Regions from separate parts of the Mus musculus genome. Here region 1 is linked to region 2. Evidence: chromatin loops called from intact Hi-C (ENCODE). Cell type or tissue: left cerebral cortex. All regions are shown on one strand. Each heading gives the region's core, and the rest is flanking DNA. Links, peaks and the distances in the headings are about the cores only.

What was found. A loop is a pair of places that touch in the nucleus more often than their neighbours do. Peaks named below come from ENCODE experiments on the same cell type or tissue, not always from the same donor. Only the 100,000 strongest peaks of a DNase experiment are listed, where the experiment ranks them.
Region 1: it touches region 2 in a loop (3-fold over the local background); 2 of 42 quality-filtered maps call a loop at or near these places.

What each region holds. Positions count from the first base shown.
Region 1 is chr2:153,581,138-153,591,880 of GRCm38, forward strand. No RefSeq gene overlaps it. Among named protein-coding and RNA genes, the nearest start is that of Commd7, 46 kb to the right of the region's middle. In left cerebral cortex, for the core only: a CTCF peak has its summit at 5,598 (motif pointing left); a DNase peak (open chromatin) is centred at 5,585.
Region 2 is chr2:153,406,641-153,417,383 of GRCm38, forward strand. Nol4l (nucleolar protein 4-like) reads right to left here. Exons shown (of 11, transcript NM_001134300.2): 9 at 10,723-10,743; 10 at 10,004-10,205; 11 at 821-5,189. The coding sequence ends at 4,972. It also overlaps the pseudogene Gm14472. Among named protein-coding and RNA genes, the nearest start is that of Asxl1, 66 kb to the left of the region's middle. In left cerebral cortex, for the core only: CTCF peaks have their summits at 4,318, 6,151 and 8,183 (motif pointing left); DNase peaks (open chromatin) are centred at 4,146 and 8,151; H3K27ac peaks cover 385 bases.

The DNA.
Region 1 (10,743 bases), core at 986-8,985, 170 kb after region 2:
TTCAAGGTCTTCCTCTACTATGTAGGGCACTTGAGGCCTGCCTGGACCACATGAGACCCTGTCTCAGACACACAAAATGTGGGACTACCCAGACAGCTCTAGCAGAAAGCAGGAGAAACAGATTCCACACGGGGGACAGGGCTAGAAGCCCCTTCCGCTGTTCTTGACAGCCCTGCCCTCAGTGGGGCAGTATCCAGAACCGAGACCTTGGGCTCCCAGCTTCAGAGGGACAGTAGAAGAGGCAAGAAGAGTAGCCAAGGGATTTGGGGCAGGCAGACGCTCTACTCTTTCTCCTCAGGGACTCACCAGCTCTTCTGGTGATATCTTTCCTGCTGACCTCCAAGAGCAGCCACTGGGGCAAGATGGGAGGCCCACATCCCCAATTCTAACTGCTTGGGGCTCTGCTGCAGTGAGGAGCTGTGGTGACTTGCCCAAAGCAACGTAGCTTGGCAGTAATGAGTGTCGAAGGTCAGGCTAACTCTGTACTAGTTGGCTTTGCTGCTGGGAGACCCGAGGCTGGTTGCTCAACCTCTCTGTGCCTCATTTCCCTCATTTACAAGTTACTAGAGTTTCCTGAGTTCACATTCTGCATCAGCTGTGTAGCCTAGAGTGAGTGACTTACGCCGACTCTGTTTACTCTAAAATAAAGCCGAGCTCTTGGCGTATATTTGGTGAGGGACTGGCAGGAGTATAGAGAAGTCACTTGTCCAAGGTTTCCTGGCAAGTGTCACCTGGAGGCCCAAAGGTCCTGATGAGTGATGCTATGGTTATGACTCTGCTGCCCGGGCTCTGTGGTTAATGCCTACAATCCTTTGGAGGCTGAGACAGGGGGATTGCAACTTCAGAGCCAACTTCCATAGCAAGTTTGCAGCTAGCCCGAGCTCCACGGCATCACAAACTCCTGTCATAGCAACAGGACAGGATCTGAGAGGTGGCTCAGGGGTTAAGATCAGGCACTGCTCTTCCAGAGGACCTGAGTTCAAATTCTAGAACCCACATCAGGTGACTTGCAACCATCTGTAACTCCGGCTCCACGCAGATTCAGTTCCTCGACTTTGTGGGCACCTGTGTTCATATGCACACACCTACAGACATGTGGACACATAATCAAAAGTAGTAAAAACAAATCTTAAAAAAAAAAAGAAAGAAAGAAAGAAAGAAAGAAAGAAAGACCCAGAGCCGGGCATGGTGGCATATAACTTTAGTGTCAGCACTCAGGAGGGAGGGGGAGACAGATCTCTGTGAGTTCGAGGCCTTCATAGTCTTCATAGCAAGTTCCAGGCCTGCAAAGGGCTGCACAGTGAGACCCTGCCTTTAGTGAGGGGCATGATAGTGCATTCCCATAATCTCAGTACCCAGGAGGACAGAGTTAGAGGCTACCCTAGTGAGACCCTCTCTAAATAAATAAAACCAAACAAAACCAGTGCTGGTGTGGCTCAGTTGGAAGAGCCCTTGCCTGTCACATAAAAAAGAGCCCCCAGCACTGAATGAGTTCATAGGAGGCAGTAGGATCAGAAGTCCAAGTTCACTCTTTGCTACCTAGGGAGTTCAAAACCAACCTAGACTACAGAGAAGGCAGGGCCAGCCATGGTGAAGATGGAGAGAACGGACCTGATTCCGAACAAAAAACTAGCACTGCCTAGAGTAGCCTAGAAGAAGAGAACCGGATCCCAGTCTGGGGCCGTGGCTCGGTGAGAAGTCCCTGAGAAGCAAGGGTATGCCCACCATTCCATCCCCACACTGAAGAAAAAGGAAATGAAAAGAAACATTCTAGAAGCCATCTTCAAGGAGAAAAACTTGGTGGGGGTAAGTGGGGGTACTGTCTGAATTCGGCTGTTATACATCATTACTGTCCAAGAGCAGATAACGTAACCCTTGTATGGAGCTGCCCCTGGCCTGACACCAAGGCCTCATGCCTACCAGTCCCCTGCTTCCTGGAGGCCCATCCTCCCCAGCTCCACCTTGCCACGCCCTGTCTCTTCGTCCACTTCAGGTCTCCCAGCAAAGCCCCAAGATCTAGAGTGGAGTCCTGGCCCCTCTCCGGGTCTCAGCTTCTCAGCCATGGGGAGGAGAAAGAGGAAGAGGAAAAAATGTGGGGAAGCAGCAAAATGCAGGGCCTGTCTCTGCACAGGAGCAATCGAGACAGGGACACACACACCCCCACCCCACCCCCGTGCGTGCGCGCTAGTAGCTTCCAAAGGGGAAAGCAGTCTCTTACAGTGGGACAGCTCGGCTTCAGTCCCATTCAACTGGAGGTTACCCGAGCTGGTCCAACCCAACTCAACCTGACCTGGGAGGGGGCCGAGAAGGAAGCTGAGCATCATGGGTACAAAGGTCGCAGCTCCACCGTCTCCTTGAGGTTTCAGCCAGGCAGCTGGCTGTGTCCACCCCACATTCTGGGGAGGGAAATAAGTATGGGAGGGTGACAGGGGACACTTTGAGGTGGTGGCCACCTCTGTGAGTGAGAGAGGCAGCTGCTCAGCCAAGAACTGGGGGCAGGGGCGCCTCCTGCGGCTAATTAAACTGAGCCGGTGATGAATCGGTAGAGGTTACAGCGTGCTAATTAAAGGTGCTGTATCTTGCCTGGCAAGGATGGAAGGCACCAGAAGCTCTGCAACCACAAGCAGGGCCAGGCCTGTGAGGCCTCCCACTGTGCAGGTTCTGGGTTGTCCTTCCCTTCTCCGCCCCTCCCCAGAGGGCCGGCCCCCTCCCCACTTCCCTATCTCTTCTGCCCACCTTGGGCCAGCCCTGCCTCCAACTTCCCCCGCCTTCCCACCACCCCAAATCCTCCCCAGATAAAGGCGAGCAGAGGCGAAGTAGAGCCTGTCGCCCTTAGCCTGAATCAGTGGTGGGTTCTGCGGGCGGGCGCTGTGTTGAGCCTCCGTGGAGCTCCTTTTAACCCCAATTCCTAATGTGTCACTGCTGAATTCAAGTGTAATAGGAACAAGGCCACCAAGACTTTTTTTTTTTTTTGAGACAGGGTTTCTCTGTGTAGCCCTGGCTGTCCTGGAATTCACTTTGTAGACCAGGCTGGCCTCGAACTCAGAAATCCTCCTGTTTTTGCCTCCCAAATGCTGGGATTAAAGGCGTGCACCACCATGCCCGGCTCGACTTCTAGAATCTTAACTACTTTTCTGTTTTGTTTTGTTTGGGGCTTTATTTCTATTAGAGAGACAGACAGACAGACAGACAGACAGACAGACAGGCAGGCAGGCAGGCAGACATGCAGAGAGTTAGTTCCCAAACACTCTAGCCTTAACAATACAGTCATGTCTGGGGAAAGTTAAACAAATGACCTCTGACCTTTGACCTTTGCACAGAGCAGGGAAAAAAGACTCCAAAGCACCCAGTCCTGCCCCAAGTTGGTTCCAGGCAGAGGTGTGGCTCAGTGGCTCCCCAGAGACTTGAGTTAGAGTCCAAGCCCGGCTCATTTGCCAATTATGTTAATTGGCAGGAGAAGCAGCTGCCCTGTGCCTTGACCTGTACCCCACCTGGAAGAGCCACTGAGACCGCAGCAAAGGAGACAACTCAGGTGAAACTAGTCCAGAGTCAGCTCCGACTGCTATGAGCCACTCTGACCTTCCAGCACCGGGATCATCTGGTTGGCCTGGCACCAGAACAATGCACCCCCACCCCCACCCCAAATCCAAAAGGCTGCAGCCTGTGTCCTGGAGAGGGTGATGAGAAGGGCAGGTGAGATAGCGCAGCTGGTTAAGAGCACTGACTGTTCTTCCAGGTGTTTTGAGTTCAATTCCCAGCAACCACATGGTGGCTCACAACCATCTGTAATGGGATCTGATGCCCTCTTCTGGGGTGTGTGACTGAAGACAGCTACAGTGTACTCATCTAAATATAAATAAATAAATAAATAAATAAATAAATAAATAAATAAATAAATAAATAAATAAATAAATAAATAAATAGCACTGGCTGTTCTACTGGAGTAAGTTAAGGTTCAACTCTTTTTTGTTTGTTTTGTTCTTTAGTTTTTGTTTTTGTTTGTTTGGGGTTTTTTGTTTTTGTTTTTTGTTTTTGTTTTTTGTTTTTTGTTTTTCGAGACAGGGTTTCTCTGTGTAGCCCTGGCTGTCCTGGAACTTACTCTGTAGACCAGGATGACCTCGAACTCAGAAATATGCCTGCCTCTGCCTCCCAAGTGCTGGGATCGAAGGTGTGCGCCACCACGCCCAGCTAAGGTTCAACTCTTAACACACAGTTCTGTTTAACTCGAATTCCAGGGAGACCCAATGCCCTGTTCTGATCAGCACACCAGACATGAGCATACATGCAGGAAGACCACTCATACACGTAAAATTCAATAAAATATTTCAAAGGATAAAATTTAGTTTGTTTTTTTTTTTTTTTAATTAAAAAGGTGACTGGCAGGATGGTGGCAGCATATGCCTCTAATCCCAACACTCCGGAGGCAGAAACAGGCAGATTTCTGAGCTGGAGACCAGCTTGGTCTACAGAGCAAATTCCAGGACACCCAGGGCTGACACAGGGAATCCTTGTCTCAAAAAACTAAAGACAAAATAGAGTGATTAGAGATGCTGAGTGGGGTGCTCATGAAGGGACTCTCCTGTGGAATGGGCTGCCGGATACAGAATTCAGCATTAGGCTTCACAAAGGAGACCAAGATGAACTTGGGACTCATTACTTCTCAGGGGACCCCAGTCTGGAATCAGAGAAAAAACAGTCACACATCTGGAGCTATGGGTCCAGGGTAGAGTGCTGGCTTGACATGTAGAAGGCCCTAGGCTCATCCCTAGCACCACAAAAGTGAACAAATTTAACTAAAAAGGAAAAGAAAAAAAAAATCCAGTGTAGAGACACACGATTATAATCTCAGCATCTGGTCGGCAGAGGCAAGGGGATAGGGGCTTCAGACCAGCCTTAGCTCCTTAGTAAGCTGAAGGCCAGTCTGAGCTGTAGTGACTCTGTCTCGACCCTCACCCAATGAAAGAACGCAGGCACAGGGAGGCTCTGGTGTCTCTATGCAAAGGCCTGAGTAGGAAGCGCTGCTGGTTTTGGAGGTCAGCTGCAAAACAGAAGGAAGGCAACTTTCTGACCTTGTTGGAGGGGGAAGCTGCTTTGTGGGTTCTGGGGGACACGGGCCTGATCACTCTAAGAAGCTCACAGACATCTGGAATTTCAGATACTGTGGTTTCAAGGACGGCAGGGTCCACAAATCCATTCATGTCTTTGAAGGGCTATGTTATCCCTCTTCATGGCCAGGCATACAGCTAGGATGAGAGCTTTTGCTGCTAAGTAACTCTGTGACGGAAGGAATACTGAGCCATCATGAGACCCAGACGCGTGAAACCCGTGGCTGAGAAACTCAGGACTACTGTCTGCCCTGACCCTGGGACCTTAGGCTACTTATCAAAGCTAGCAGGGATCTAGCCTCAAGAGTACGCCCCTATCCCACTATCCTCACTACAGGGAGGAGCGGGCACAAAGGTCCTAAGCAGGTGGCGCTACACGGAAGCCTATACTAGCAAAACCCGCAGCTCCTGGAAAACATCGGGTTGCCTCAGCGTCCCTGGGGGCCCCTTACCGGGAGCTCAGCCAAATGCTGGTCTATAGCACCCTCTGGTGGTAGTTTGGGGAAGTGGTGCACACAGAACCCACTGTTTGTTTAAGGTTGGGTGGGGCAGGTCATTATTGGAAGAGCGAACTACCCTTCCCAGACAAGAGAAAACAGGCCTAGAAGGGCAGTGGCTGCAGGGTCAATACTGACTCAAAACTGGAACCAGAACGCCTCTGTACCAAGTGACTTTACGTGGGGCTCTCCAAACACTCTACAGGCTGGGAGGTACGCAGTTACCAGAATGCTTGCTTAGCATGCACCAGTGTCTGAGTTCAGTCCCCAGAACTGCATAAAACTGGATATGGCTGGCGTGCACCTGCAATCCCAGCTCTTGGGAGGCGGAAGTTGAAGAATCAGAACGTCAAGGTCATTGACAACCACATCCAGAGGCCAACCTGGGGGAAAGGAGGGAGGTAGAGAGGAAAGGGGAGAAATGTAGAAAATGTTTAGAAATAAAATTAACAGAAGTAAGACTTTATACCCTGAAAACTATAAAACATTGCTTAAAATGTTTAAATAACCAAAATCAATGAAATATCTGTATTCTTGAGTCTGAGGACCAATTTTTTTTCCTTTTTTTTTTTTTTTTTTTTTGTTTTTTTGTTTTTTTCGAGACAGGGTTTTTCTGTATAGCCCTGGCTGTCCTGGAACTCACTCTGTAGACCAGGCTGGCCTCGAACTCAGAAATCCGCCTGCCTCTGCCTCCCAGGCTCTGTGTATGGCAAGGCAAATGGATTAATCCTGAGATTTGTTCAGCCTGAACCTTAGTCTCTTATAGAGATGAACAAGTTAGTGGTAAGATTCACACAGAGACTAGAGAGACTTAGAATGATAATCTTTAAAAAGGAACAACACTTGGGAGTGGAGAGATGGCTCAGTGGTTAGGAGCACTGATTACTCTTCCAGAGGACTGGGGTTCAAATCCCAACACACACATGACAGCTCAGAATTATTTGTAACTTGAAGATCTGAGAAGATAGGAAAAAAAAAGAACAAACGAAAGAAGAAACACTTTTGGGGCTACTACACTTCCCATTGCAAAAGTTCTCAGATCACTGTCACAGTCAGAAGAGACAAGGGTAGAGAGGAGTAAAACAGCACTGAGAGTCCAAGGATAGACCTTCACATCTGACACAGCACTGAGAGTCCAAGGTTAGACCTTCACATCTGACACAGCACTGAGAGTCCAAGGATAGACCTTCACATTGAGGTCAGCCTCTCAACAAAGGCAGCAAGCCAGCTTAATAAGGACAGGACAACCTTCTCAACAAATATGGCAGCAGACACTTGTCACATGGTAGCAGACCCCTATCTCACACTACACAAACATTAACTGATGACAAACTGTAGGCCTAAATGTGAAGCCCAAACTGTACAACTGTCAGAGGAGGACATTCTGAGTATGAGAGGCCATGCTTGTAACTCCATCACTTGAGAGGCTGAGGCAGGAGAATCAAGAGTTTGTTCACATGGCAAGACCCTATTTCAAGAAAGAAAGAAGAATCAAGAGAAAGGAGCCATACATTCACATATACAGTCATGTGGCCCATTCACTCATTCACCCACACATGCACTCATGTGGCTCATTCATTCATTCACAGGTACACTCATGTGACTCATTCATTCATTCATTCATTCACATGTACACTTATATGACTGTTCACAGCAGCATTATTCATAGTTTTAAAAAAAATCAAGGGTCTCCCAAGCTGCTGGAGAGATGGCTTATCAGGCACTTGCTCTTCCAGAAGACATGGGTTTGATATGCAGCACCCACATGGTAGCTCACAACCACCCATAGCTCCAGTTACAGGGCTCCAACTCCCTTCTAACCTCTTAGGCGCACCAGGAATACACATGGTGCAGAGAAATACATGCAGGCAAAAGACACACATACAGTGACAATTTTAAATGAAAAAAAAAAAAAAAAGATCTCCTTCAAATGAAGGCTGGAGAAAGAGTGGGTGTCAGAAATTGAACTCAGCTCCTCTGCAAGAACGATATGCACTGGTAACTGCCACACCATCTTTCCAGGCCCTCTTCTTTATTTTATTTTATTTTATTTTATTTATTTATTTTGGTTTTTCGAGACAGGGTTTCTCTGTATAGCCCTGACTGTCCTGGAACTCACTTTGTAGACCAGGCTGGCCTCGAACTCAGAAATCCGCCTGCCTCTGCCTCCCAAGTGCTGGGATTAAAGGCGTGTGCCACCACGCCTGGCTTTTATTTTATTTTATCTTCTTTTAAAGATTTATTTATTTTATTTTATTATATGTGATTACGCTGTAGCTGTCTTGTCACTCCAGAAAAGGGCGTCAGATCTTGTTATGGATGGTTGTGAGCCACCATGTGGTTGCTGGGATTTGAGCTCAAGACCTTCGGAAGAGCAGTCGGTGCTCTTAATCGCTGAGCCATCTCACCAGCCCCTTATTTTATTTTTTAAGTCTGTCTTTTGACCTATAACTTTACTTCTAGAAAATTCTATGAGGAATCTTTCAAGTGTGACAGAACATAATATAAATATTTTAATAACAACATAGTTCGCTACAGCAAAAAAAAAAAAAAAAAAAAAAAAAAAAATTAAAATACCCTGTACCTGTGGGTAGGTTTATCCACCTCACTGTGGAACAATGACATCATCAAAAATGATGAACGATTAAAAAATAATAATGAAAAAATAAATTTAAAAGACAGAGGTGGGGCTGGTGAGATGGCTCAGCAGGTAAGAGCACCGACTGCTCTACTAAAGGTCTGAAGTTCAAATCCCAGCAACCACATGGTGGCTCACAACCACCCGTAATGAGATCTGACGCCTTCTTCTGGTGTGTTTGAAGTCAGTGTACTTATGTATAATAATAAATATTTGGGCCAGAGCAAGCAGGGACTGAGCAAGCAGGGTTGACTGAAGTGCAATGGTCCTAAAAATTCAATTCCCAGCAACCACATAGTGGCTCCCAACCATCTGTAATGGGATAGGATGCCCTATTCTGGTGTGTCTGAAGACAGCTACAGTGTAGGCATATAAATAAAATAAATCTTTAAAAAAAAAAAAAAGTCGGAGGCACTGAGTATCATTTGATAGTAGAGCTTCCCCCGACCCCCAGCATGTCTGAAGCCATGGGCTCAAGCCCTAGGATGACAAAAGTAAATGGAGGGGGTTGAGGCTGTGTCTTACCCTCAATCAGGACAGCCTGGTACCATCCCCAGCACAGCCTAAACTAGCTCTCCTGGCTCATGCCTATGACCTTAGCACTCAGGGGTGGAGGCAGGAGGATTGCAGCTCAAGGTTATCTCTGTCAACATAGTAAGTTTGAGGCCAGCCTGAATACATGTGATTCTGTGTCAAGAGAGAGAGTCTCAGCACTTGGGACTCACGTAGGTCATGTTGGTCTTAACTCCCTATGCAATGGAGAATGACCCTGAACTCCTGGTCCTCTTGGATTAGAGGCAAGGGCCACCATAACCAGTTTTCATGTCAGATTTTTAAAGGTGTGTGTGTGTGTGTTTGTGTCTGTATGAGTGTGTGAGTGTGCACAGGAATATAGAGCCCAGAGAATAACCTCAAATGCCATCTTCAGAAATATCATCAACCTCCTCTGAGGACTGGAGATTGGAGTGACCATCTCCCACCCTTTTTCAAGACAGAGTCAAGGTAGCCTTGATTCCACCTAGAACTCACTGTGTAAAACAGGCTGGCTTCATAGAGACCCGCCTTCTTCTCCCTGCTCCGCACTGACAGAACCCACATGCACCACCACACACCTACCTACTTTGAAGTGGATTCTTCCTTCCTTCCTTCCTTCCTTCCTTCCTTCCTTCCTTCCTTCCTTCCTTTCTCTCTCTCTCTCTCTTTTCTTTCATTTTTATTTTTTATTAGATATTTTCTTTATTTACATTTTAAATGCTATCCTGAAAGTTCCCTATGCCCTCCCCCTGCCCTACTCCCCTACTCACCCACTCCCACTTCTTGGCCCTGGCGTTCCCCTGTACTGGGGCATATAAAGTTTGCAAGATCAAGGGGCCTCTCTTCCCAGTGATGGCCAACTAGGCCATCTTCTGCTACATATGCAGCTAGAGACACGAGCTGAGCTCTGGGGGTACTGGTTAGTTCATATTGTTGTTCCACCTATAGGGTTGCAGACCCCTTCAGCTCCTTGGGTACTTTCTCTAGCTCCTCCACTGGGGGCCCTGTGTTCCATCCTATAGATGACTGTGAACATCCACTTCTGTGTTTGCCAGGCACTGGCATAGCTTCACTCAAGACAGCTATATCAGGGTCTTTTCAGCAAAATCTTGCTGGCATATGCAATAGTGTCTTGGTTTGGTGGCTGATTACGGGATGGATCCCAGGGTCGGGTAGTCTCTGGATGGTCCATCCTTTTGTCTTAGCTCCAAACTTTGTCTCTGTAACTCCTACCATGGTTGTTTTGTTCCCAATTCTAAGAAGTAATGAAGTATGAAGTGGAGCCTTTCTTTGGCCTGACGGCCACCAGTTAAACTAGATTTTCTGACTAGTTAGTCCCAGGCTCTTCCTGCCTCTGCCTCCCTGGCATTGGAGCTGTAGACACTACATCCCCAACATTTTTACCTGGGTTCTGGGATTAAAAGTGTGAACCAACATGATTAGCAGTTTTGTTTTGTTTTAAGATTTATTTATTTATTTATTTAATGTATACAAGTACACTGTAGCTGTCTTCAGACACACCAGAAGAGGGCATCAGATCCCATTACGGATAGCTGTGAGCCACCATGTGGCTGCTGGGAATTGAACTCAGGACCTCTGGAAGAGCAGCCAGTGCTCTTACCTGCTGAGCCATCTCGCCAGCCCCCTAGCAGTTTTTAAAAGTTACCTCTCTGTGCTTATGGCTGTGCATGTGTGAGTGTGCAAGTCCACAGACGCCAGAGAAGGGCGTTCAACTCCTCTAGCTGGGAAATGAATGCTGAATTTGGGTTTTCTGAAAGAGCAGTATGAGCTCTTAGCTCCTATCTCTCCAGCTTACGCCAATTTATAGAAAGCAAACAACATAGGATTCTGTAGTTGCCAACAGACAGACAAACAAACAAACAAACAAAAATTTTGTTAACATATGTGCATAACACCTGAAAGTTTGAGAACTAGAATAATGTTTGGGTTTTTTTGTTTGTTTGTTTGT
Region 2 (10,743 bases), core at 963-8,962:
TAAGTTAGAGTCCAGCCACATTGTCATAATAAGTTCCAGGACAGCCAGGGCTCTGTGGAGACCGAGTCTTTAAAAACAAAAACAAAAAACCACAATTGGTATTTGTAAGTATCTGCATATATATTGTTTGAATTCATTTTTTTTTCCCAAACTCATGATAATCAACTTATTCCCAGCCATTTTCCTGTAATGTTTCCTAAAAGCTTAACCTAAATGGCTAAATGATCAGAGGGGTGAAAAGTATTCAAATCTGTGCTAGAGGAAGTGGCCTTTGTTTTCTTTCGAGGTAAGAGCTCAAGCTTTGCCTAGACTTGGATGTCAGTTACTGAGTGTTTAGAACTAGGTTTTTTCCCAGGCTCTTAGCAATTGCTAAGGAGCTTAGATTTGGTCAGTTGGCCAGGCATCAAGCCAGTAGGACAGGGCACAGCACACGTTTCATTGTCACACAGCTGCAGACTAAATCTTGCTTGGTTGATGACTGAACTTAGGCAAGACGTGGCACTCGGTATACCTCTGTGGCACAGTCTCGAGAGGGTTATGAGGTGACTGAAACTTGATTGCCTCACAGGAGACCTGTCACCAGTGCCAGGCACCTGATGGGCACCCTAGCCGAGTATCTTCTCCTCCCTTTCTAACATGCTAGGTGCCAGAAATGAGATTGTAGGCTTATTTGTCTGAGAAAACCTATTGAGGATGTCTGTGAATCAGCGATTGGCTAGGGAAAGGTGAATCTGTTCGTAGGATGATGTTTCCAAACTAGATTCAGAAGGACCAGGACTGGGTGGCAGCGCTGCTGCTGTGACATAGTCGAAGCTCAGTGTAAGGTTTGTTGTTCAGTGTTTATTAAGTAGATTCAGTCTGGTATATGATATACAGTCTCAAAAGGAAAAGGATTCCACATACTTATGACATCAGTGCATTTAGCAGTAATACCATGGAGATAACCGCTCATTAACAGCTCATTGGTCTTCTGGTAAGTGAGGGAAAGAGGGCGTCGGCCTGTGCTAGTCATTCCACAAACAAAACAGAATTTAGTAGCTGCATCACGTAGAAAGACACATCCTAAGAATTAAAGTATTAAGCCACATTTACTGGGAAACTCACTATACAGAACACAAACACTTTATAGAGCATTGAGGAGGAGGTCCTCACCTGCTTAGAAGAGCCACATTAAGTTGCATAGGTGCATATCTGTAAAAATATAATTTAGCGGTGAAACCATTGATTAATAAAGTCACCTTTAAAAGTTGGTGCCATCCACTGCTTGCGGTAAGTGCCTTATGCTTACTGTCTGGAGCCCCTGACCCTCCCCTGAAGTGCTGTGTCATCTGCACTCAAAGTCACAGTCTCACCTTACATGGAACTCATGCTCTTCCAAAGTGTGTCTCAATCATGCCAGCAGATTGATGGCCTCTTGTGTTGTCCCTAAATCCTGCCTGGCTTGCTCCTGAAGGCCCATGAGTTGACCTTCATACTGCCTCCTGCCCAAAGAAGAACTTCCTCCCAGAGCTGGGCAGTAAAGTCCTGCATTAATGTCTCCACTGTGTGCTATCCCCCACCCAGCTGGCAGGAGGTGCTGCCTTGATTCCTAAGGGAACACATGATAGAGGCATGGGGCATCTACCAGGCAGAATGTGTTGGCAAATCTGAGTTCCAGGTGGTGAAGGTTTTTGTTTTTTAGGTGGAAACGGGTACAAAGTGAGAGGTTTTGTTTTGTGGCTTTGCTAAGCAGATGAGCTAGTGAGGTGCAATCTTCCTCCTCGAGCGTGCGTCTTGCAGAAAACACAGGGATGGGGCATCTGTACATGTAAACAGTACACTTCCACTGAGTCCAAAATTAGGAGCAAAATACAAAGGTTCACATTGGTCTTAGGTAGATACAGGCAAGAGAGGATTGAGCTGTTGCGCTCAGAAACAACAAAACAAAGTCTCTAAAGCACCACTAAATTATATAAAATCAGACCACGGACGGATTGAAACTGGTATTCTGGTGAAATACTTTACTATCTTGTAAAAAGTTTTACAAAAAATTACAAATTAAAAGTATCAACCCTCTGAGTTCAAAGCAGCATTTTGAGAATGAACTGGTAGTTAATCCTATAACCACCTGTGGAGTCATTTGTGGCCCTTGAGAAATAGGGAGGGACAGATGGGTTCCACCTGTTCAAAGTCCTCCAAGACCCTCCTGGCCCTGCCTGCCTCTCCCCAACACCGTCCTTGGGAATAAACTGTCCATTTGTTGAGTGGTGAGAGGAAAAAAAAATGCTTTCAGATGGGTCCTGTATACTATCCCTGGTCTAACAGATGATCATCCACCACTTCTCTTGATAGCCTGCAGGGATCTGCCTGTAAGGACTCGGGGGTGAGGGGGGGTGCATCCTGCACTGGCATGTTCACTATGACTTGAGATCACCAATGACTACTGTGTGCCTGAGGCTTCCATCACACTGCAGTGGCTGCAGGACAAGGCTTTGGGAAGCTCCTCCTGGGAAAAGGCGGGCCACAGTCAGGAAGGGAGGCTTGACGCTGCATCTTTTAAAACAAAAGGAAAACAGAACAAGTTCCCTGACTTAACTAGGTAATGGAATCCTGTGTCCACACTGACTTGCTCCTGGTATGGCTGCTCTGAGGCTTTGGAGACCACTTCTCTGGGAAGAAGCCCAGGTCAGCATGCCAGCATCTACTACTGTCCTGCAGCCCCTCTGGAAACCATCAGCACTGGCATTGGTTTTATTTCTCTTGAAAGCAAAACACATGGAACCTATGCTCACACCGTACTCTAGGAGCAGGCTGCTAGTGGCTGGTCAAGACTGCTTGCAGTTAGAAAATACCACTTAGATATAGATTATGCTCGTCCTTACAGATGTGTCCTGTGGGGATAGAGGGAGGAGCCCCTGCCTAGTCTCTTCTATCTTCTTCCAAAAATGCAAGCCATTTGTGTCTAGCTTGGGTACTGCCTCTGGGAGCAGACAGAATGCGGTAAGCAATTGATAACAGAAATTCTAGGGTGGCGATTGTCTCTGCCAATTTTCAACATTTTCACAAATTGCCTGGAGTAACATTTTGCAAAAAGATCTACTGATTACTTTGTAGTATTCACACACAAAAATAAATATTTACACAAATTCAAACATCCAGGAGTCCTACTGAGCAGGTGGGGAACTGGGCACATGTTTGGCCAGCTGTGGGGAGGCCTGGGCACTGGAGTTTGTGCTGTATGAAGGGGCTCAGGTGTCCTGGCCCAGTCCAGAGGCCTGGTGAGCGGGCACATGAAGGCAGAGGTGGTGTGGCTGGGTAGGCATTGTAGGCCATGTGAAAGACCACATTTAACCCCAGTGTGGAAGTGTGCAGGGTGGGGAACCCTGCCTTACAGCCCTGAATCTGAACAGGTAGGGTATCTGCACTGGCACTGCTTGCCTACCTGTTTGAAGGGTAGTCTGTCAGGCTGCCACAAGCAGTCCCTGCCATAGACCAGTTTGGGAAGGGGCACTCGCTCTGGGACCAAGAGTGGCTCTTTGTGGTTAGCTTAGTGTCCACTCAGCCCTGGCTCCCTTGAGGCCTCCTAGCTCTGAGGGAAGAAAGGCAACAGGGCTTCTGCCATCTCTGGGCAGGGGCAGGCAGCAGAGTGCTGCTGTCATGGCTACGGAGTGTTGAGGGAGAGGCCCCCTGGCCTGCTGAGGTCTGGGTGAATCCCTGGTTTTAGCAGCACTGGTAGGTATTGCACAGAGCAAGAGGAAGTGCCTGTCAGGGAGGAAGGAAACCAGGTCAGCTTTTTCTTGTCCCTTGTCACACTCCAGGGACTAGGTTTCTTACAGGACAGGCCTTTCCAGAAGAAAGTTTGATCTTAGGAGAATGCAAGTAGTTCTGCACTTCCACCAACGATCTGATCCCTCTACTCCCATCGTGAGGTGAGGAGTGGAAACCATAATTCACCCTTGGGCACACAGATGCCTGGCCAAGAGAAGTGGCCCCTCAGCAGGTTACCTGGGGGCTGTGTGGGACCTGGACCAGCTCCAGACACACTATCCTGTCAAGCATCTCCAAGAGCCCAGGCTATGGCAAGCTGCTGGTTTTAAGGGCCAAGCCCCTCTGGGCTCTGGCTCCTGGACACTGGGTCTCATTTACCTCCCAGAAGATAGCTACATTGTGTGGGAGTTGGGGGAGACAGCCGTTCAGAACACACTTGGAGCACGTCCTGGAAAAGCCCACGCTGGAGTGTGAGGTAGAGTACAGGTGACCGTGTGACTGGGACTCTGTCGGATGGGATGGGTGGCTGCTTTTGTTTGTAGTGAGTGTTGGTGAGGTCCCTCTGTTTGGCAGTGTCCCTGTGGCAGCACTGGGATCTGCAACAAGACAGCCTAGTGGTGGAGTGTGGTGGCCTTCCCAAGGGTATGCTGGGCACTCGGGACAGTGAGCTGGCCCCCAACTCTGCTGGCCCCCAGCTCACATCAGTGTAGTGATATGGAATGTTAGGTACAGGGATCCATCCTTCTGATTAGACAGACACAGACTGGCAATCTGTACAAACACAAAAGAATCCATTTCAGAAAAATAAATTACTAAGGGGAGAGAAAGGGTCCACTTTTGCTCTTCTCAATAAATATGCAATTCTGCTCACCTAAGACTTGAAAGGTAATTATGGGGGGGGGGAGTTCTAACATCGTGGTCCACAAAGGTGATTCTAAATAGAGCTGTAGCCCCTGTGCCTTTTCAGGGGAACCTCAACCCTTTTAGAGCTGCCCCACTGGCCTCTTTCCAAGCAGGTCAGAGCACCCATGTGGTGAAATTAAAAAAAAAAAAAGAAAAGAAAAGTGTCCTTGTGCCCAAAGTCTCAGATGCTTGGAGTGCAGCTAGAAACAGCTCTTTTGGATCCCACCTCTTTCAGAAAACAGTGTACCAACTGGTGAGGCAGGAAGCTGGGTCCAGGCTGGGACAGCCTCCTGGCGTCGTGCACTCTGGGGGCCAGCAGGGTCAGTTCTGCTGTAAAATGAGGTTTTCCAGTTCATCTGCAGAACGCAGCAGGAAGGCTGCAGACTCTCGATAGCCTGCGATGAGCTGCCGCACAGCACTGATCTCCGTGGGGCTAAGCTGGGCTGTGGGCATGGTCCTGCTGGTGCTGTTGCTGGAAGGGGTAGGCGTGGGAGGAGTTGGGGTAGAGGCCCCGCCTTTCATGCTGAGGTCTGTGGGCCCTGTAGAGAGGGAAAGATGATTTAGAGTCTAAAGTTTAGAGGAAGCTGAAGCCCCTGCCTGCATCTGGGCATAGATTTGGAAGCCCTGGTCTATATCCCCAATGGCTATATTCCCAGTATTTAGAATGGGGCTTTGACATGGCAAGGGTTCTAGGCTAAGCTTTATTGTTAACCATATGACAGGCAAAAGAGAGGTGGAGAATTCTACCCAAAATCACATGGCAAGTGAACAATGGAATAAGGAGGCATGCATCAAAAACAAGGGCTTTGGTATCAGGCACAGCACAGTAGGCTTCCAACCTAGCTTCCTGCCTCTACCTATGCCGCCCATCAGACATACATCCCAGCTCTGGCTGCGGCTGAGGAAGAGGCACCTTGAGCCACAGAAATGTCTCCTATTAACTCCTGAGCCCTGCCGCTCTTCAAGGGGTAGTCATGGTTGGAACAGGACTAACAGTCCCAGGAAGCAACTGTGCTCCAGGCACTGTGAGAAAGAGCTGTTGGCATGTTTTGGAGGCAGTAGCATGGATGGGCCTTTTCCCCAGAAGGTTGAGAGGGGAGGCTACCATCCCGGTCTGGAGAGGCAGTGAACACCCTGCCCCTAGAGGGTTTACAGGTGCTTGTGGATGGAAGAGAGGCAAGGCTTGCTTTGCCTCAGCACCTCAGCTCTTCTTCCTCTGAGGAGTTTCACTGTCCCAAGTGAGGAGGCTGACGCTTCTGGGACAGAAGGGCTCAGAAGAGGACAGAATAGTCTGCTGTCTGTCCTCCACTGGCTGACTGTGGCAGAACAAACACACACACAAAACAACCAAACCCAAGCTCTTAAGATCCCTGGGGAGAAGGGGACTACAGCCACCTCTTTGCCCCATTAGAAGCTCCATGGAGTAGGCTGCCAGCACTCGAGTTGAGCAGGTGTATGCTCGAGTCCTTCTCTGCCACCTCATGGGCAATTTCAGAACTTCTTCGAGCGAGCTTCTGATTCCAAAACAAAGCAGGGAGCCGCTTCTTGGGAACAGGAGCTTCCATAAAGCTTGGGGAAGCCCAGATAGCCCAGCAGACAGGCGTTTCAGCCTTCTTGAGAACTAGCTGCAGAGCCTACCAGGAGAGGCACCTCAGCTGGCCTACTGGACATGGAAGTAAACTCCCACTAGACATGGAAGTGGCAGAGCTTGAAAGGCCTTGTAAGTATTAATCCCAGCACTCGGGAGGCAGAGGCAGGCGAATTTCTGAGTTCGAGGCCAGGGCTATACAGAGAAACCCTGTCTGGGGGGGGCGGGGGGGGAGGAATGAAGAGAGCTGGGGAATGAATGAGAGGCCTTGGTGACCCCTTGCCACAGCAGATAGTTCACTTTCCTGGCTGTAGCCCCTTTTTCCTGAGTCCCCTACCTGTATCCTTCAACCTGGAGGCCATCTACAGGAATATATGTTGTTCTGGGCCTACTTCCCTGTAGGTTTTGATGACCAGGCTTGTTCATTGCTGCATTTACATGGCTGTATTAGAGATGGACAAAACCTTGTCTTTGGAGACATCTACACTAGAAGTAACATCTAAGGATAAATTGTGGAAACAACTGTTGCTAAAGGAAGTCAGCACAGCTCTTTATTGGGAAAAGAAGTTGGCCTCTGTGGTTGTACTGTTGTTGTTTTTTAATTTTAATTTTTATGTGCATTGGTGTTTTGCCTGCATGTGTGCCTATGTGAGGGCGGCAGATCTCCTGGAACTGGAGTTACAGACAGTTGTGAGCTGCCATGTACGTGCTAGGAATTAAGCCCAGGTATTCTGGAAGAGCATCCAGTGCTCTTAAAACTGCTGAGCCATCTCTCTAGCCCCTGACTGGACAGTTCGTAAACACAGTTATTTTTCCCCATTTGACCAGAGAATGTAGATAGTTTGCTAAAAAGTTTCCTTGGGGATAGGGGTGTAGTTCAGTGGGTAAAGTACCCTCCCTACCACAAAAATAAATAACAGGTTAGAGAGAGAGAGCACTCCGCCGGGGGTTGGTGAAGTATCCCAAGATGGCTGGGCATAAACTTGCTCTAAAAACCATTGATTAGGTATCTTTTGTGTAGCTCATGCCCCAAAACCAGAAGGCAGTTGGAAATGCCCTGAAGTCCTGGAATGAGACCCTCCACCCCAGGTTGGCTAGTTTGTCTGAGAAACCACCTGCGATTGACTGGGCTTACTACAGGGCCAATGTGGCCAAGCCTGGCTTGGTGGATGACTTTGAAAAGCAGTATAATGCCCTGAAGATCCCTGTGCCTGAGGATAAACACACAGCCCTGGTGGACAAGAGGAGACGGGGGATGTGAAGAGCTGTGCTGAGTTTGTGTCTGGACCTCAGCTCAGGACCCAGGAGTGTGAGAAGCAGCTGGAGAAAACGAGGAACATAATTCCCTTTGACCAGATGACCAGTGATGACTCAAATGAGATCTTCCCAGAAACCAAGCTGGACAAGAAGAAGAAGTACCCGTACAGGCCCTACCAGCCCATTGAGAACCTATGAAGCAGCCTGGGACGGAGCCCCGGCCGACATGAAATAAAACATTTAAATAGTGAAATAAAATAAGTAAATAAATAAAATAAATAGCAATGCTCTTGGAATTAAGATATAGAACAGTGAAGTCTGTTAAAATCAAATATGGGAGGAAAAAGAGATGTGTATGTCAAAAACAGAGCCCAGCAGGCGAGTGGCTTCCATGGTGGCAGCTTCTGCCAGCTTCTAGATATCCCAATTGCAAGACTTGGAGGGGATGAAATAGATTTGATTTTCTCTGGTTGCTTTTGATCTAGGCAATGCCTGGGGGTAGCAGAGGCCACCTGCCACTGTCAGAGGTGGCCCCAGGTTTCTTTTCCCCCCTCTATCCCCAAATCTCAGCTCACTGTTCACTGCTGCTTAGAGAGCTCCCCAGCCCTCCAGTCCCTGATCTGATCTGGAGCCATTTCTGTACAGGCTCCAGTTACAGCTGGATTCTCAGGTTGCTAGTGGCCCCTAGTGGGCTAGTATGGGCACAAGCTGCCTAGTACCCCGGGTTAGAGGGACGGGGTCTGATTTTATCTGAGCTCATTTCTATCTCCAGTGACAACATGAGCAAAGTGAGGAGGATGAGCCATTAGCAGAGCTGTGGTAGGGTCCAAGCAGAAGCAAACAATCACCTGAAAGGCTGTGACTGGCAGGACAGTGGGAAGGAGGGATGGCTCTGTGACCCAGTAGCTACTGCTTATTTTCCCCAGCTGCTGGAGGCACTAGTGCTCATGGGAAAAGGCTGTTCCTAGCAAGGAGGAAAATGACCAGATCTCAGTCCTACCCATCTTCAAGGAAGCAGAATGTTCAGAGATGGGATTCATGGAGCAGATAGCTGCCTCCTGATCTCAGCTCTGGCTGTTGGTCGTGTCTTTCAGGACTCATACACTTGTGAGAGGCCAGGGAGCCACCACAACTGTGGTCCTAACACAGGCCATGCTGCATGTACCAGGTAAAGTTTTACCATGTGCTGCCCGGGCATGACTGGGCACCAGGTTATACCTTCCTCCATAGCCACTTAGTACTAGTGTTCCAGAGCATTCTAACTTTCCTGATCCTGAAACCCACGTCAGATACTCTAACTCTAGCAAAGGGACTGGAAGGAGAGTGGCTCTGGATCAGCCATTCTACCCCTGGTGTGCACCATGCTGGCCTGGCTCTAGGGATTAGGCCAGCCAGCCTCTTATTTTAGGTTAAGACGCATTAGAAGGGATGAGAGGCTAAGCCCAGGCAGGAACCTTCCAGACACCAGCACTTCCTTCCCAGTTGTGGGGCACAGTAAGCATGCAAGATGAAGCAAGGGGTGGGTGGAGATGGCCTGGCCTTTCTACCAGGGCTAGGAACCGGCCCTCTTCCTTGCTACCCAGGAACAGTCAAGGGGTCTCCTAAACCCAGAGCTCGCCTGCCAGAAAGTGCTTTTTCTTCTACCTGCCCCCTTAAGACAGCAGCTTGATGTCTTCACTTTCCTTCACTCCTTGGCCCCTGAATAACACAGAGGCACACTGCCTCTGCCCTGTCCCTGAAAACATTTTCATCACAGGGTTGGACAGAACAGGATGATGGAGGCCAGACACAGGTCACAGCCCTTGTATGCCTAGTAGCCCCCTGACCCTTCTCTCCCTGTTGCCCCTGCTAGAGAAGGTCTTGATGGCTGATCTGCCCCCATGTAAGACAGAATACCTCATGCCACCAGAGGTGTAGGAGGAATCTGTCTTCCCCCTCTTCCTCCCTCCCTTGGGGTGGGGAGTGGCACCTGCAGAGGTTCCTGGAAGCACTTGTCAAGCTGCCCAGTTTAGGTATGGAGCAGAAGAACCAACCTAATGTTTAACCATCTCCCAGACGACTTAAATGGGGGCACCATGGGTAGAGGGGCTGAGGCTAGACCAGATCCTGGCTCTGCTGCCAACTCACAGGGGACTTTCAGGGAGTGGAATCAGAGAGGTGCATTTGTAGTGACTGGCAGAAGCAATTACCATTGGAGATGGAAAAGGGAGCCCAGGCTTTCCTGACCTCATCTAAAGACTGACTGGTAATGGGGGAGCTGAGCCATTGTCCCGCTCTTCCCAAGGGCTTTTATGTAGAACAAGCTAGACACTGCTCTGGTAAAAACCAGGCCTGGCCAGGCATGGTGGCACACACCTTTAATCCCAGCCACTTGGGAGGCAGAGGCAGGTGGATTTCTGAGTTCGAGGCCAGCCTGGTCTACAGAGTGAGTTCCAGGACAGCCAGGGCTACACAGAGAAACCCTCTCTCAAAAAAAAAAAAAAAAAAACAGGCCTGACCACTACTTACCATTACTGTGATTTCCTGTCTGGAGGGAAGCAGAGGGCTGCAAGTTGCTGCTCAAGGACCCATAGCCACGGTAGCTGTAATTGAGGCCACCGTTGACATACACGGGGTCCTGGGAGTAGGCAGAGGCTGGCAGTGAGTAGGTGGAGTGGGTGATGGCTGTAGAGTCCCGAGAGTGCTGCTTATCCAGGGCTATGGGTTCTTCCTGCAAAGGAGGGATGACAATGCTAGGGAACCCAGGGGACAGAAAGCCTGGTCACTGTCCCTGTCATGAGGTAGGAAGAGGCTGTTTCCTGGGACCCACTGATATGATCTGGGCTGGGGTATCCTGTTGTTTCTCTCTCCCTGGGCACTTTGCCTCAGGGATCGCCCCTGATTGCATCTCTCTATGAACATACTAGGTTGACTCTATGCAGTGTAAAAGATCCTCTCTGTATGAACCTAGAACCTGTATCTCTTTAGTGCTGGGATTATAGGCGAGGACTTCCATACTCAGTCAGCCTTCCTTCCAACAGGTCTGCAATCTTAGCAACAAGGTCCTCCAGCACTCCTCACCCACCTCTTGGCACCCTCCTCTCTCCATCCTCTCTGCCCACCACAGTGCTATAACCGTAGGCTACATGATGGCTGCCCTGCCACCTCTCTGTCCACCCCCGCTGCAGGTGTAGACGGGATGAACAGTGGGTGAGACCCCTTTGCACACAGCCAGCATGAGCGCATACTTGTGAGGACTGGTAGATCTC